Linked DNA regions of Homo sapiens: region 2 is linked to region 1. Evidence: read pairs that join two places in POLR2A ChIA-PET (ENCODE). Cell type or tissue: MCF 10A. All regions are shown on one strand. Each heading gives the region's core, and the rest is flanking DNA. Links, peaks and the distances in the headings are about the cores only. Region 1 holds the start of LOC105373281 (a long non-coding RNA gene). Region 2 has its middle 120 kb from the start of FBXO28.

Evidence for each region. ChIA-PET counts read pairs that join two places held together with the same protein. Peaks named below come from ENCODE experiments on the same cell type or tissue, not always from the same donor. Only the 100,000 strongest peaks of a DNase experiment are listed, where the experiment ranks them.
Region 2: POLR2A ChIA-PET joins it to region 1 with 24 read pairs; 4 of 35 experiments call an interaction of 5 or more read pairs at or near these places.

The regions. Positions count from the first base shown.
Region 1 is chr1:223,705,845-223,708,747 of GRCh38, reverse strand. LOC105373281 (a long non-coding RNA gene) reads left to right here and starts at 1,098. Exons shown (of 3, transcript XR_949164.2): 1 at 1,098-1,380. It also overlaps a transcript of CAPN2 not described here. RefSeq lists enhancers at 390-889, 890-2,089. In MCF 10A, for the core only: a CTCF peak has its summit at 490; DNase peaks (open chromatin) are centred at 547, 917, 1,377 and 2,477.
Region 2 is chr1:223,991,327-223,994,229 of GRCh38, reverse strand. It overlaps the pseudogene GTF2IP20 and the pseudogene SEPTIN7P13. Among named protein-coding and RNA genes, the nearest start is that of FBXO28, 120 kb to the left of the region's middle. RefSeq lists enhancers at 580-1,201, 1,689-1,738, 1,202-1,825 and silencers at 1,029-1,208, 1,429-1,568. In MCF 10A, for the core only: a CTCF peak has its summit at 1,724; DNase peaks (open chromatin) are centred at 389 and 1,559.

The DNA.
Region 1 (2,903 bases), core at 256-2,755:
CCAGGCTGGAGTGCAGTGGTGCAATCTCCACTCACTGCAACCTTCGCCTCCCGGGTGCAAGTGATTCTCCTGCCTCAGCCTCCTGAGTAGCTGGGATTACAGGTACCAGCCGCCATGTGCAGCTAATTTTTTTGTATTTTTAGTAGAGACGGGGTTTCCTCATGTTGGCCAGGCTGGTCTTGAACTCCTGACCTCAGGTGATCCACCTGCTTTGGCCTCCCAAAGTGCTAGGATTACAGGTGTGAGCCACTGCGCCTGGCCTGCAATAGTCTTTCTTTCTATTGAAGTGTCCCTTTATAAAAGTCTGGATTTTTTTTTTTTTTTAAACAGAGTTTCACTCTTGTTGCCCGGGCTGGAGTGCAATGGCGCGATCTTGGCTCATTGCAACCTCCGCCTCCCGGTTCAAGTGATTCTCCTGCCTCAGTCTCCCATGGTTTTGTTTTTATTTGACATCCTCCATCTCTGGTTTGCAAGTCTGGGCATGCTGCCTGATGGGCAGGTACCACCGTCCACCACCAGGCTTTGCTTTCTTTACTCTTGAATAAGGCGGGGACACAGGTTCCATTGTGTAATGGTTGGCACTCTGGACTCTGAGTCCAGAGATGGGGATACAGGCATTCATTTCTAGCTCATGGGTTTCTGGTGCAAGGGTTTCATGAAGCCATCACAATTGAAAACAGAGGAAAGCGACAGCCCTGTCCTGGAAGCTGTTCATTTGTTCCACTGTCTGATTTCCATTGGCCCCACCCCGACTTCTTCTGGGCTCGAGGCTCTTGGGAGAAAGCTTGTCCTTCTGCCCAGTGGGGCAGAGCGCAGGCTTCTCCTCCCACTGATCTCCTCAAGGACAGCTCATCTCTGGAGGAAGTGACTCCTCCCAGGCAGGTGGAGGTCATTTCCCTCCTAAGTCATTTTAGCAACAAATGGGCAGATCAGACCTATCATTCCAGTCAACTCAGAAGCTTTGCACAGCCTGGGAGCAGAAGAGCCTCCTGGCTCACCTGAAGTTCCTCTTCCCCAGCTAGGCAACACCCTCTTTGGTGCAGCCCTGGCCACTCCCCTTGCCAGCCTTCTAGGGATCGCTGCGCACATAGAGCTCTGCTTACAAAGGGCTTTAGGCTGTCCTATGCCACCCAAATTTAATTGCAAACACATACAATGACTACTTTCCCCAACCATTTGGACAAAGTCTAGTTTTTAAACCTGAGTTAATGTTGCTTTTTCTACTTCCCAAAGCCTCTCACACTATGCTATCTCACTGACCCAGCAAAGTCTTCTCTTTCTCTGACCACACAATCCTTTTCACGGGAACACAAGGACATAGACAAACACTTCATGGTGGAAAACCTTCCTGGAGTGAGTCAGCCAGCCCTGAGGATGGTGGTGAGTCAGAAACAGCTGGGATTATCCAGAACTGCCTGGGTCTGGGCCACTGACCTTGTGAGTAAATGAGAGAGGGAGTGAGAGAGAGAGATAGAAAGAGAGAGAGAGAGAAGAAGAGAGAGAGAGAGAGAAAATAAGAGAATAAGAATGTGTGTGTCTCAGAGGGCCATGGCAATGGAATCTTTTTCAGTAGTATTTTTCTTTAGATTATTTTCTCCCTGGCCCTGGATGTTTGAGATGCATCAGAGGCACAATCTGCAGGTTCTGGATTTTTTTTTTTTTTTTTTTGAGGTGGAGTCTCACTCTGTCACCCAGGCTGGAGTGCAGTGGCGTGATCTCGGCTCACTGCAACCTCCGCCTCCCGGGTTCAAGCAATTCTCCTGCCTCAGCCTCTTGAGTAGCTGGGATTACAGGGGCTCACTGCCATGCCCAGCTAATTTTTGTATTTTTAATAGAGACGGGGTTTCGCCATGTTGTCCAGGCTGGTCTTGAACTCCTGACCTCAGGTGATCCACCCATCTCGGCCTCCCAAAGCGCTGAGATTACAGATGTGAGCCACCGTGCCTAGCCAGGTTCTGGAGATACTAACCAAAGCTTCCTTTTTAATTTTGCACCTCCACGTGTCAGTCTCAGTTTTTATTTGACATATTTGTGCACTTTACACATATTTGTGCACTTAATCTTCACAGCCAGTCAAGGGAGATCTTATCTCCTCATTTAATGGATGAGTAAACAGAGGCCCAGCAGAGCAGCTGACATGTTGTGTTGTAGAGCCAGCCTGGCTGCCAACACCTAGACCATGGTCCCTTGGGGTCTGTCCATACCCAGTGTAGGAGGGCAGAGGGAACGGCAGGCCCAGGCAGAGGAAAAGAACCTGTTTTCTTCCCCTCCCTCTTTCAGGTCCGTGATTTGAATCCAAAGGAGATCACAGAGAATATGAATTCCACAGGGCTGCAAAAAACGGTTTCATTTGAAAAGAGATTTCTTTCTCTTCTGAAGCAGCTGCAGGGTTTATTCTTTCCTCATAGCTGTAGCATGAGTATTGGACAGGCCTGTTAGATGCCACTCAGGAGGGAGGGGGCTTCTGGAGGGATTCCAAGAGCTGAAGAGGCATGGAAAGGCTTCTCCCTGGTGTTGCAAAAGATGGGACGTGCTGACAGTAGAAGGAGAGAGGGAAACTCCGGAAAGAAATCCAGCAGCCCAGACAGTTTTCTAAGCCCCTTCTCTTTCCCCAGTCTGTTGGAGCTTAGGGTATTACATCCCACCCTTGCCAGGAGGCAAGAGCCGAAGCTGCTGCCCCTCACCCACCAGTGCTATCTCCCAGAGAGGTTTTCATAGCTGGGGTCCCCTAGTAGTAATTTTACTAATAATACATGTAGTCTTATAAGTGTGGGGTCTGGCAATTTTCAAAATACTAACTATCCATTCTCCCATCTCTTAAAATGGGGAAATAATACCTACTTTGCATAGTTCACACGGTTGTTATAAGCATCAAATCACAGTGTATGTGAAATTATTTGGGG
Region 2 (2,903 bases), core at 97-2,596, 290 kb before region 1:
AAGAAAAAAAACCCACAAAAACAAAAAACAAAACAGAACAGAACAGCATCACTTCCTTATCATTAGTTTGAAGGAAGTGAATTGCCTGTAAAAGTTTCCATTTTCAAAAAAAGTATTAAAATATAGTGTAAAGCCAGGCACGATGGCTCATTCCTGTAATCTCAGCACTTTGGGAGGCTGAAATGGATTGCCCCTGGAGGTCGAGGCTGCAGCTGAGCGATTCTCCCGCCTAAGCCCGGCAAGTAGCGGAGACTACAAGTGCGTGCCACCATGCCCAGCTAATTTTTTGTATTTTTGTAGAGACAGGCTTCCACCATGTTGCCCAAACTAGTCTGGAATTCCTGAGCTCAAGTGATCCACCCGCTTCCGCCTCCGCCTCCCAAAATGCTGGGATTACGGGCGTGAGCCACCGGGCCTGGCCCAATTACTTTCTTCAGTCTGAGCATGAGCGCTGGAAGAAAAGCTCTCACTTGCATATAATTTTTTAGAGACAGAGTCTCCCTCTGTTACACAGGCTGGAGTGCAATGGCGCAATCTCAGCTCACTGTAACATCAACCTCCAGTGCTCGATCGCTTATATAATCTCAGCTCACTGTAATCTCAACCTCCCGGGCTCGATCGCATATATATACACACATATATTTGTTTGTTTAGACGGAGTCTTGGTCTGTTGCCCAGGCTGGAGTGCAGTGGCGCGATCTCCGCTCACTGCAACCTCCGCATCCCGGGTTCAAACAATTCTCTGCCTCAGCCTCCCGGGTAGCTGGGATTACAGGCACCAGCCACCACGCCCGACTAATTTTTGTGTTTTTAGTAGAGACGGGGTTTCAGTGAAACCATGCTGGCCAGGCTGGTTTTGAACTCCTGTCCTCGTGATCCACCTGCCTCGACCTCCCAAAGTGCTGGGATTACAGGCGTGGGCCACCTCGCCCAGCCGACTGCTTATATTTTTAAAAAGATGTTTTCTTCATTTCCTAGCCCCTTCTACCCCGCTACAAAGTTTCAAAGACTTAATGCTATTACAAAGGGCCGTCAGAGGTCAAGCTCAGGGGTGCAGCTCCCTCATGCCAGGCAGCCTCAGAGGGGGCCGACCCTACCCAGGATGAGCGGCGCCAGGTAGCCGGGGACGCTCCCGGGGATCCCCGGGCCCTGGCTGGGGGAGGCGTTGTGGGGCGCACGTACCCAGGCTCAGATGAGGCGAGTGGGCGGCCGGGGCTGCAGCTGGCGCTGGCCATTGAGGAGCTTCTGCGCGACAGTGCGATCGGTTGCACCTTCTGCGACAGGTGCCGGCCGGTTGGCGCGCAGCGCCTGCTAGCGCAGAGTCTGGCCCTTGCTGCGCCCGGCCCCGAAGACCGGGAAGTCGTAAAGCTCCTCCTCGCAGCTTATGTGCGGCGGCGGCCGGGCAGAAGCCTAGCGACACAGAACTGCCAGCTCAGCAGCCGGTTACATCCCGCCCGGCCACCCGTAGGCAGCGTCCGCTCATGCGCGCTCCTGGAAGAACCAGCAGCCCCACCGCGAGTTCCGATTGGCTCTGCGTGAGTGGTAGTTCCCTGCGACGTCACAAGAGCGCGCCTTCCGTGACGTCACAAGGGCGGGTCTTCGCCGACACCATAGAGGTGGGCCTTTGGCGACGTCAGAGGCGCGGGTGTTCGGCTGCGTCACTGGGGCGCTATGGTGCCTGGAGCTGGGCAGTTTTCTCGTCAGAGTGGGGACTGGTAAGAGCGACCTCCCCGCCAGGTCCTGTGTGTTGCCGGCTGAAGAAGGGTAGCTGAAAAATTCAGACCCAGCACAGTGTTTATGTTGGTCAAAAATAGAAAACTATGTCTGGCGCGGCCGAGGCGGGAGGACCCTTCAGGCCAAGAGCAGCGTAGCAACATGGCGCAACCCCATCTCTGTAGTCCTACCTCAGCCCCCCAGCTACTTGAACCCAAAGGTTCAAGGCTCCAGTGAGCTATGATCCCACCACAGCATTCCAGCCTGCGAGATTGAGGTAAACCCTGTCTAAAAAAATTAAAAAAACTATCCAGGTGTGCAACAGGGAGGGACTGCTAAATAAAACATGAGGCTGGCTGGGCCCTACTGTAATCCCAGCACTTTGGGAGGCCGAGGCGGGAGGATGGATGGCTTGGGCTCAGGAGTCGAGACCAGCCTGGGCAACATGACGAAACCCCGTCTCTACAAAAGATACAAAAATTAGCCGGGCGCGGTGGGCACCTGGCCTAATTTTTGTATTTTTTTCTAGAGATGGGGTCGGGGGGGGGGCCTCGCTATGTTGCCCGGGCCAGTTTCAAACTCCTGAGTTGAAGCGATCTTCTCACCTTGGCCATCAGAGTTGTCGGGATTACAGGCGTGAGGGACAGCGCCCCACCTGGGTTAGGCTACTTAATAACATAAGAAAGTGCTCCGCCAGGCTCAGTGGCTGACACCTGTAATCCCAACACTTTGGGAGGCCAAGGCGGGTGTATCACCTGAGGTCAGGAGTTGGAGACCAGCCTGGCCATGGTGAAACCCAGTCTCTACAAAAAATACAAAAATCAGCCGGCCATGGTGGCGCATGCCTGTAGTCCCAGCTACTTGGGAGGCTGATAAAGGAGAATTACTTGAACCCGGGAGGCGGAGGTTGCATTGGGCCAAGATCGCACCACTGCACCCCAGCCTGGGCGACACAGCGAGACTCCAAAGTTTGACACCAGCCTGGCAATGTAGTGACACCCTGTCTCTACAAAACAAACAAACAAAAACCCAGGCATAATGTGTCCACCTGTGGCTCTAGCTAGTTAGGAGGCTGAGGCAGGAGGATCACTTGAGGCCAGGAGCTCAAGGCTGCAGTGAGCTATGATAATCCCACTGCTTCCCATCCTGAGCAATAGAATGAAAGCAGGTCTCTAGATAGCTAGCTAGCT